3 separate regions of the Homo sapiens genome follow, and all the other regions are linked to region 3. A link is a contact called in ENCODE Hi-C or POLR2A ChIA-PET data. All regions are on one chromosome and are shown on one strand. Each heading gives the region's core, a stretch centred on a gene start or an enhancer-like site at or near the end of the contact. The rest is flanking DNA. Distances are from core to core; before and after follow the strand shown. Region 1 overlaps KCNJ6 (potassium inwardly rectifying channel subfamily J member 6). Region 2 holds the start of DSCR8 (Down syndrome critical region 8). Region 3 overlaps TTC3 (tetratricopeptide repeat domain 3).

Region 1 (3,385 bases), core at 134-2,633, 540 kb after region 3:
TTGAGGTTCCATTTCTTCATCTGTGAAATGGGCAAAGATTCCCTCCAACTCAAAAATTTTATGATCTGTGGTGTGATTTATGTGACTAAAATTCTCTGCCTGGGAATAACTATACTAGTGACAGAACTGAGCTTTTCTGTGGTGAAGGATGGGTGATGGGTTGCCTTCACCTATTTCCAGTGAACACTGGCTGTCCTCCTTGTTAACTCCCAGATGGCAACTTCCGATTAATTGGCCTTGCCTCCTTGTCTATAAAGTGTTCTCTGGTGTGTTTCATCCTCCACTCTCCCCAGTGTTCTATGCAGTATTTAAATCTTTCAGAAGTTATCTTCTTTAAGAAAAACTTATTGGAAAAAAAAACAGATGGAAGAAGAAGTCATAGATTAAGAGGCTTACAAGATATCTCAACCAATCACCATGTGTTAACCTTATTTGTATCCTGATTCAAACAAGCTGATTGTAAATATAAAAAACAGTGACATGTAAGAGACGATTGGAAGTTTGAACACTTGGTAGATGTTGGATCTTAATTTATTGGTCATTATTTTAGGTGTCATAATGGTATGATAGCTATGTTTTTAAAAGAATCCTTATCTTTTAGGGGCACATACCGAAATATTTGCAGATGAGGATGATGTGATTCTGGTGGGCAGCCAATGAGTGGGGATACAGAGGAAGCAAGTTTGACCCTGAATTGATAATCACTGGAGCAGAATGACGGGGACACAGAGGTTAGTGATACTACTGGGTCTGTTTTTGTGTAAGTCTGATAGGTTCCATCAAAAGAAGTGTAAAATAACCAAAAGGCTTAACGGGGACTCATCCTTGCCAGCACATTTGCCGAGGAGTGGGCAAGTGCTGCCTGTCGCAGTTGTATAATCGCTGGGGGTAAATGTGGAAGTTCGTCAATCAGCAAGGCCGTAGTGGGGGCTGACTGGCAGCAAGCCCAGCGCTGCGTGGCTGTCATCTTGCCTCGAGGCCCATTTGCCCTCTATAAATAACAGTCTATATGAATGCTTTACTATTTTAACACACATGGGCCACAGCTGCTGAGCACGTTTGTTTACGTAGCTATGAAACCTTCTGTAAACACCACTATCTCAAAATCGCCCATGTGTCAGGAACATAAACGGCCCCCTTTAAAAATATATCTGCAGATGAGACACAGCCAACTCCTAGATGTCTGAGTGGCTGGTGTCAGAATTTTCCAGGGTTTGATTCATTTTCAAAAATAGAACCACATGACTGGAAGGTTCTTGAAAGGTCGCCTGGCATGTCCCTCCTGACTTCAGGCGGGACCAGGCCAAAGCCATTCACAAAGGACTCGGGGCTGTTCTGCGTGGGCATGGGTCTGTCTTTTGTGCAGTCCCTTCAAGGCCATGAAAGGGGGGCTCGCTTCCAGCCTTCAAGGAGCCCACTTTCGTTTTCTAAAAATGGAACCTGACCCTGCAATGCGGCTGGCATTGGAAGGCAGTGCATCCACAGAGCACCACTCGCCTGCACCGGGCCTGAGCTCCCAGCAGACGGAAGGACCCAGGTGGCCTCCTGTGGGACAACTCCGGTCTCCGGAAAACACCACGCTGGGATCATCCTGTGCCCAGGATGCCTGCTTCCTAACAGGGAAGAGGGCACCGCGTGAAGGTGGCCATGTGGGCCTTCCCTCCTCCCTGGAAGAGGCCTGCTCGTGGAGACCACTGAGCACAGCAGGTTAAGGTCAACTGCGACATTGTTGAAAGAAGTGATGAGCGCAGGGGAAGCTGTTTTGTGTCAGCTTGCTATTATCACGGCTCCTGATTTCCAGTCCAGCACTACAATGAATAATTAGATCCCTGTGAATTTGTTTTCCTCGAGTGTGCATTTGGTCCACATTTTTTTTTCCTGTGGTTTTGAGAGATTGAAGCATTTTTCTCCCCTAAGGGCCTGTTTAATGCCCATAAATCCTAATTGAGCTTTTCATTCACAAAGAAACAGTATCCTGCTGAAGCGTAAGAGAGCAGCTGTGCTGGGGGTACTGAGTTGTATGATTCCCCTGAGGAAAAGACCAAGACACTTCCAGTTTCCAGACACCTCCAGAACTTTCTAGAACCCCCCCCCCAAGTCTAGAAATTAGAAGACTATTTTTTAAAAGAAAATGAGTAGCAGTTGCCTTTTCCCAGGGATGGGGTGAGCGTTTGGATTGATTTTGCTGGTAATTACTCAGATTTCTCTATGAAAGCTGTAGAAAGGCCATAGGGTGCTCAGAGGCAAGTATCACTGTTAATTACCAAGAAAACCATATTCCTCCCTTTGGAAAGGCTCACTCATTACCAGCTGTCATCAGAAAGCCAGGGCCTGCCCCAGGGAGAATTCTGACTCAGGGACATCACAAAGATAATTTGCTTATTCCAGATTCATTTATTTTACAGAGATTGGGCTCTGGTTTGAGGGAACACAAAGCTTAACTCCCACAATTTAAAGCTCAGACTAGCATCAGTAACCAGAGGGTACGTCTCCAGTGGTTTTTGCTTCTTGAGCTTGGAGACACTGCCCTCTCTCATGTCCTCTTGGGGGAATTTATGGTGAAAAGGGAAAAGAAAAACTGCATCCTGAGTGGTCAGTTCATAGTGTCAGAGGCTGTAGCTCTGTGGCCGCTAGGGGGATCCAGAGTCCCTGTGCTCAGCTGAGGTTGGGGAAGTTTCTGGTCTGTAGGAAAGTGACAGCTCCCTGTTTGAATTATTTCTCTTTCCTCCCTCCTCCCCAGCCTCCCCTCCTCCTCTCTCCCTCCTCCCTTTCTCTTCCCTCCCTCCTCCCCTTCTCCTCCTCTCCTTCCTCCCTTTCTCTTCCCTCCCTCCTCCTCCCTCCCTCCTCCCCTTCTCCTCCTCTTCTTCCTCCCTTTCTCTTCCCTCCCTCCTCCCCTCCTCCTCTCTCCCTCCTCTTCCCTCCCTCCTCCCCTTCTCCTCCTCTCCTTCCTCCCTTTCTCTTCCCTCCTTCCTCCCCTTCTCCTCCTCTCCTTCCTCCCTTTCTCTTCCCTCCTTCCTCCCCTTCTCCTCCTCTCCTTCCTCCCCTTCCTCCTCCCCTGCCTTCCCTTCTACTTCTCCCTTCTATCTCCCTTCCTCCTCCCCACCCAACTATTGCCACACAAATGCACCCCCAAATCAGGCTCAAGGTACAGATAGTCCTGTTAACACCTGGAGCACTTATGTCTTATTTTGCAACAGTGACTTTTGTTATTCTTTAAAGCTACTTTCCGATTAGGTTCCTGTGCCTTTTGTTCTATGGAAAGGAGACCGCTCCTACCATTGAGCTCCATGCAAAGCCCTTTACTCACGTTTTCACTGTTTGCTGCATTTAAAAACCCTATAGCAAAAGTTTCACACCACCACCGTAAAAGAAATTTGTGAGAGGT
Region 2 (3,642 bases), core at 945-3,444, 950 kb after region 3:
ACTCCCGGCTAATTTTTTGTATTTTTAGTAGAGATGGGATTTCACCGTGTTAGCCAGGATGATCTGGATTTCCTGACCTCGTGATCCGCCCGCCTCGGCCTCCCAAAGTGCTGAGATTACAGGTGTGAGCCACCCTGCCCGGCCAGTAAGCGGAATATTCAATTGGATTCCAGAGTTTATGCTTTTAGCTATCAAGCTATACTCTTTCTCACTATATTTCCCTGAGCTTTGGTTTCCTTATCTATAAAACTGGAACCGCACTGCCTGTTTGCCTTTAGAGCTATAGGTAATAAATGTTATGCATTTATTATGGTAAATAACATGTAGTAGAGCAAAGCATGGAAATTCAGGAAGTAACAAAGAGCAGTCATAAGAATGTCTATGTGGTAAATCTAGATAAAAATTACTTGTATACACATTTACAGTAGCGCCTTTAAAACACACACCGATAGCACTTTAGTAAGTCAAGAATGCATGTTGCACCAATTAGAGAAAACACCAATTTTTTAAAAAAACATATAAATAACAAGCTAATAGAAGAAGAAATGTAATTAGAAAAATTTAAATAAGCCCAAAAACTTTAAGGAAGGACAAAAAAAATCATAGAACAGAGAAAATAGGAATCAATGGTAAGATGGTAGATTTAACCTTGAATTACAGTAAATATAAACAGACTAAATATTGAAATTGAAATATAAAGCTCATCAGAGAAGGTAATAATATCAAGCAAAGCTAAACAAGCTGCTTACTTTAAATATAAAGATATCGACAGGTTGAAAGTAAGTAAGGGATGGTAAAACTACTATGCAAAGCAAAAGTTACAAAACCAAAGCAAAGACTGGCTCGTTTCAGAATAATCAACGTTTCAGGTTTAATATGAAATAATCGTAAATTTGTTTATACCTAATAACATAGCCATAAAATAAAAATTGACAGATAAACAATCATGTTAAGAGCCTGTATAAGCCAGATTTCTCCAGAAAAACAGAATCAAAAGGATATATACATTAAGAATTATATTAAGAAATTTATTTTAGCATATTGGCTTACATGATTGTGGGGCTGGCAAGTCCAGAATCCGTAGGAGAAGCTGGCAGGCTGAAACTCAGGCAGGAAACGATGTTGCAGACTTTAGGCAGAATTTTTTCTTCTCTAGGAAAATTCAGTTTTTGCTCTTAAGGCTTCTGATTGTATAAGGCCCATTCACAGTATGAAAAGTAAGATTTATGTAAAGCCAACTGATTGTAGATGTTAACTACATCTACAAAATACCTTTGCAGCACTACCTAGATTAGTGTTTGATTAAATAAATGGGCAGTAAAGGCCGGGTGCAGTGGCTCACGCCTGTAATCCCAGCACTTTGGGAGGCCGAGGCAGGAAGATCACTTGAGGTCAGGAGTTCAAGACCAGCCTGGCCAACATGGTGAAACCCCATCCGTACTAAAAATACAAAAATTAGCCTGGCTTGGTGGCGGGCACCTGTAATCCCAGCTACTTGGGAGGCTGAAGCAGGAGAATCACTTGAACCCAGGAGGTTGTAGTGAACCGAGATCGCGCCACTGCATTCCAGTCTGGGTGACAAGAGCAAAACTCTGTCTCACCACAAAAAAAAAAAAAAAAAAAAAAAAAAAAAGGCACTAAAGCCTGGCCCCCATGATGACACAGGAAACTAATCGTCATGGAGACTTTATCCACACTTTTGAATATATGTTACATTTCAACATTAAAACACACACACACACACAAAATCATAAAGCAATCAACAAAATTAAGCTGAATGCTTCGTAATTGCTGGATTCCCTGGGAAGCTGACTCTGAGATGGAGATTAGCGTGCAGGACATTTCTTACGGGTTGTTCTTGGGATCAATACCTGTGGAGAGGAGAAGCTGAGGCAGGATCAGGAAGCGGGGAAGTAGAGTGCAATGCTGGTGAAGCGGCATCACTGTCTGGGGTAAATATCCGGGGTTCATCATCTCTCGTCAAGATGATTAACGACATGGACACACATGGGTGAGTTAAGAAGCGGAAAGTTTAATAGGCGGAAGAAAAGAGTGAGGAGACCAGCTCTCAGACATCCTTAAGGGAAAGGCTGGCCCGTGACTGACGGCAGCAGGTTTTACGGGCAGGCTTGAGGAGGCGGTGTCTGATTTACGTGGAGCCCAGAGATTGGTTCGACCAGGGGTGACGTTTACGTAGCGCGCAGGGAAGGCTGGTCACCCCACCCTAATCTTGTTATGCAAATAGGCTTCCCACTTGGCAGGGGCCGTCTTGTCCACTCGTTTCTGTAAACATGGGTGGCAAAAAGAGAAGATGGAGCTGCCATTTAGAACATGCCTAATCCCAGGTAGTGTTTTTTGTTGTTGTTGTTGCTGCTGTTGTCGCTTTTTGAGTCGGAGTTTCGCTCTTGTTGCCCAGGCTGGAGTGCAATGGCGCCATCTTGGCTCACCACAGCCTCCGCCTCCTAAGTTCAGGCGATTCTCCTGCCTCAGCCTCCTGAGTAGCTGGGATTACAGGCGTGAGCCACAGCGCCGGCCCCAGGTAGTATATTTTTATTGGCACAACTGCCGGTATTTGCCTGTGCAAGCTTTCAGCTTGCTTGTCTGTGTCTGCAGCTCGATTTTCCAGGTTGCTTTTTGTTAGAAAAGAAAATGATTTGGGGGCTGCTTTTCATTAAAAGGAAGACCTTACTGAGGACTCCCATACCTTCACTATCTGCCTAAGTACTTTCTTCTTAACTCCTATATCACTGGGTCAGCAGCAACCCCAGTCAAACCTCAAGGGAGACGGGAAGATGGGACGATCTGTCAGAGGTATGCTGAGTTGAGGCAAGAGAGCTGACCTTTATGGATTGCCAATCAGTGACTCATTGGAAGTGGGGCAACCTGGAAGGAAATGTGGCCTTAGGTGAGGCAGCTGTCTTCAGAGGAGGCAATTTCTTTGTATCTGGAGGGGCAATTGTTAGTGTTCCCCTGGACTGAAGGGTGAATTATGGAGAATGGAATAGAACGATTTGTTACTATGATTTGGTTGATGACTTATTTCCTGTTTCCTTAGCTTCATCTTGCTGAGCAAAAATGAAGGAGCCTGGACCCAACTTTGTTACTGTGAGAAAGGGTCTTCATTCATTCAAGATGGCATTTGTTAAGCACCTACTGTGAGTAGATGATCTCCTGTCAAAGACAGTTAACAAATCCTCGGAATATTGCTTCATGTACAGTTATTGGAGATGAGTAACTTACATTCTCTTAATTGTAATGGTTCCTTGGAAAGTCATCGTGGAAAATGAAGGCTGGCTCATACATTTTCCCAGACAGGAATTTGGCTGCCAACAGGGAATTCTAAACAACTAAAAACTCCAGATGATGAATGCACAACATAATGATGGTTAAATTAAAAAAAAAAAAGAGCACGGTAATAAAATTTCCATGAAATATTTTGTGTAAGCGCAGATAATCAGTCATTTTCTTTATAGAATTCTTATTCGTAAATAATTTAGAATACTTTGTTCTTTATAATATATGATGGGCAACTATAGTATGATTCTTCTGAGTGACTCAGTTCTTTTTTTTTTTTCACATTTAATGACTTTGTTTCTCCTAAGTGAATGCACAGATAGTATATTAATCAGGGTTCTCTGGAAA
Region 3 (3,489 bases), core at 168-2,667:
TTATTTTACTAGAGCGATTGAGATAAAGTGAATTTTATTTTTTGTTTTGCCCACAGGTATCTTGGAACATAATACACCAAGAAGTCAATACTGAGCCATATAATCCTTTTGAGGAACGACAAGTGAGTCAAAATTACATTAAACTGTTTAAAGGTTTAGTTTTCATTAATTTATCTAGATGGAATGATGAACTAGAACTATTTTGGAGTCAGCTTATTCCACACAAAGTTATCATGGAATAAGCTTGAGAACATAACAAAAAAATGATTTTGTTTTTATTGTTGAAATTTGAGAAGGGAAGGAAAAGGTAATTTTTTTCCAGCATACTTATTTCAAATTATAACAGCGTTATTGTTTTATTTTATTATTTTTAAAATTTTATTTATTTTTATTTTAATTATTTTTGAGACACGGTCTCACTGTCATCCAGGCTGGCCAGCTTTATTGTTTTAACTGGTATAATGAGCATATAATAATTTATAAGTAAGCTTATTCATGCGAATAATACAGAAAGATAAAGACCTTCTCTACTATAATAATGATTCAATTAGAAAACCTACTAATATAATTTAGTTCGTTAATATGCATCATAAGAGAAAAGTTGTCTTATCAACTCAAAGTTGCTGTAAAGGTATTGGATAAAATTCAGGTCACTGTCTTGACCAAAACTAGTAAGAAAATGGGAATTGATGAATATTTCTCAACATGCTAATATTTTAAGCCAAAAGCCATCATCTTGCTTAATGGTAAAACATCACCATTAATATTTATTGTTATCCTGGGTATATTAACTGAGAAAGCAGATATGAGAAAGAAAGAAGATAGAAAAGAGGAGATGTGAGTATCATTATTTACAGAGGCTAGGGCTGTGTACCAGGAAAATCCAAAATGATCAACTGAAAACCTACACTAACCTATATAAACCTATACTTGTATATAAAAATATATATAAACAATTACCTGTTAGAAAGTATGTTGAAAGAAAATATTTTCAATACCAAAAAAGAGATAAAATACTTAAATGTATATAAAGAAAAATTTTTAAATGCTATGGAGAGACACATAGAAGCCTTAAATGAAAAGATATTTCATGTACTTGGATAAGAACACATATTATGATAATGAGATTGGTTCTCCCTAAAGCTTTTTAAAATTTAACACAATCCCAGTATATACATGAACAGGGCAAATTAGTTATGTATATTGCTGTATATATAACAAACAACCTCAAAAGCTAGTGGCTTAAAACAGTAAAATATTTCACAATTGTGAAATCTCACAATTTCGCTAAGTCAGGCATTCAGGAGCAGTTTAGTTGGATGCTTCTGGAGATTCTCATGTAGCTAGCCAAGATGTTGACCAGGGCTTGGTCATCTGCGGGAGTAACTGGGCCCAGAGGTTCTACTTCCAAGATAGCTCACTCACATGGCTGGCAAGCGGATGTTGGCAGTTGTCAGGAAGCTTCAGTTCCTTGCCTTGTGGACCTCCACCTAGCCCTGCTTGACCTCATGGGGCTGGCTTTTCCCAGAGTGTGTGATACCAGGCAGAAGCGGCAGTGCTTTAGGAAGTCACAAATTATCACTTCTGCGCATTCTCTTGGTCACATAGATCAATCCACCAACCCTGATACATGGTAGGAGAGGTCTATACAAGGCTGTGACTAACAAGAGGCCTGGTTACTGCACAGGATTAATTTGAAACTAGACAAATTGATTTTAAACTTCATATGTAAAAATGAACATCAAGAATGGGTATGGAAGAGAAACTAAGAAAAGGAGTTGTGCAACTAAATATCAAAACACAATATAAATCTATCTATATTACCACATACATAGACCATTAATATGAGAGTGCCTGGCCAACATGTTGAAACCCCGTCTCTACTAAAAATACAAAAATTAGCCAGGTGTGGTAGCTTACCTGTAATCCCAGCTACTTGGGAGGCTGAGGTAGGAGAATTGCTTGAACCTGGGAGGCGGAGGTTGCAGTGAGCCAAGATCACGCCAGTGTACTCCAGCCTGGGCGACAGAGTGAGACTCCATCTCAGTCAGTCAATCAAGATGGTAGATTGGCTGGGTGTGGTGGCTCATGCCTGTAATCCCAGCACTTTGGGAGGCTGAGGTGGGTGGATCACGAGGTTAGGAGTTTGAGACCAGCTGGCCAACATAGTAAACCCCATCTCTACTAAAATTAAAAAAAATTAGCTGGCCGTGGTGGTGGACACCTGTAACCCCAGCTACTTGGGAGGCTGAGGCAGGAGAATCGCTTGAACCCAGGAGGCACAGGTTGCAGTGAGCCAAGATTGCGCCACTGCACTCTAGCCCGGGCGACAGTGCGAGACTCTGTCTCAAAAAAAAAAAAACAAAAAACAAAACCGAAGATGGCAAATTATCAGTGAGCAAAAACTGGATTATTAAATACATAGGAGAAATGGATTGCCATCTAGAAAAAATCAATCTTGGTCCCTACCTCATTCCTTATACCAAAATAAGTTCCAGGCAGATTAAAGATTTTAGCATAAAAAATGGACCTATAAAAGTATCCAGGAAAAAAACGGGAAAAATTTTTTGTAAGATCAGTAAACAGCATGGGAAAAAAGAATGTTTATATTCATATACACATGCATGTAATGTGTATATCCTATATGCATAGCATATGTATGACAACAAATACATACACATACACATATCAAAACACAGGAGAGAAACAAGGAAAATTATGTGCAGTGTGAAACAGATAGAGAACTAATTTCCTTAACAACAAAGTTTCTATAAATCAGTAAGGAAAAGATCAACAATCTGTCACAAAGATGAGAATGGATGTGAATAGACAATTCACAATGAAAGAAATACAGATGATTTTTAAACATATAAACAGATGCCCACCCCACTTGAAATAGGAAAAGCAATCATTCACATTTTGAAAGATAGTGAAACTGAAATTTCTGGGAAGGCAGTTAGGAATCGATCTGCACTCATATATGTATAGAGAGACCAGTGAGCCAAGGGGATTTGTATGTTTGTTTTGTCTGTATTTGAATCAGCAGAAAATTGAATACAATCTAAACCTCCATCAATAGCGGACTAGTTAAATTATGATATACCTATAAAATGAAATATCATGCTGTCATTTAAAAAGCAGTTCTATAGTTAGATATGGAATGTTTGACAAGATCAATGTCTAGTTAAGTAGGAAGAAGGTCAGAGCTTGTGTTTCCTGCTGCTATTTGTACAAATAGTGTTTAGTTTTTGCTAATGATAAAATAATATATAGAGTTCTTAAATTTTTTAAATGAATAATACCAAAAATTATGAAAGAGAAATTGAAAATCATCTACCTTCCCATCACTCATGTTAATATTTTGATGTGTAGCCTTCCAGGATGTTTGAACATTTACATATAATTAAACAATAGTTTTTAAAAGATGGGATCACAGCATATATATTTTATTTGAAATTTGCAGGCTTCAATTAATATATTGTAGACTTG

What was found. Hi-C counts contacts between places; a loop is a spot of excess contacts on that map. ChIA-PET counts read pairs that join two places held with the same protein, here RNA polymerase II (POLR2A). Pooled maps may share reads with other maps.
Region 1: a map with no recorded cell type shows a loop between it and region 3 (7-fold over the local background). The contact joins two enhancer-like sites. A Hi-C loop is called at or near these places in 1 of 37 single-sample maps with no recorded cell type and 4 of 50 pooled maps. POLR2A ChIA-PET finds 5 or more read pairs at or near these places in 1 of 52 experiments (MCF 10A).
Region 2: a loop to region 3 is called in a pooled map, with 8 times the contacts of the local background. The contact joins the promoter of DSCR8 here to the enhancer-like site in region 3. A Hi-C loop is called at or near these places in 1 of 37 single-sample maps with no recorded cell type and 9 of 50 pooled maps.

Annotation. Positions count from the first base shown.
Region 1 is chr21:37,709,713-37,713,097 of GRCh38, forward strand. All of the region lies in intron 3 of KCNJ6 (potassium inwardly rectifying channel subfamily J member 6), which reads right to left. KCNJ6-AS1 (KCNJ6 antisense RNA 1) reads left to right here. Exons shown (of 8, transcript NR_183540.1): 3 at 602-731. Among named protein-coding and RNA genes, the nearest start is that of KCNJ6-AS1, 190 kb to the left of the region's middle. RefSeq lists a silencer at 2,621-2,670. Within about 2 kb of position 1,384, at least 4 of the 41 ENCODE cell types and tissues checked have a DNase peak (open chromatin) inside an H3K27ac peak, as active enhancers do.
Region 2 is chr21:38,119,257-38,122,898 of GRCh38, forward strand. It overlaps DSCR8 (Down syndrome critical region 8), which reads left to right and starts at 2,195. Exons shown (of 3, transcript NR_026842.1): 1 at 2,195-2,345; 2 at 3,056-3,155. DSCR4 (Down syndrome critical region 4) reads right to left here and starts at 2,104. Exons shown (of 3, transcript NR_147130.1): 1 at 1,872-2,104; 2 at 1,051-1,152.
Region 3 is chr21:37,167,499-37,170,987 of GRCh38, forward strand. TTC3 (tetratricopeptide repeat domain 3) reads left to right here. Exons shown (of 46, transcript NM_001330683.2): 34 at 57-122. Among named protein-coding and RNA genes, the nearest start is that of TTC3-AS1, 25 kb to the right of the region's middle. Within about 2 kb of position 1,418, at least 2 of the 41 ENCODE cell types and tissues checked have a DNase peak (open chromatin) inside an H3K27ac peak, as active enhancers do.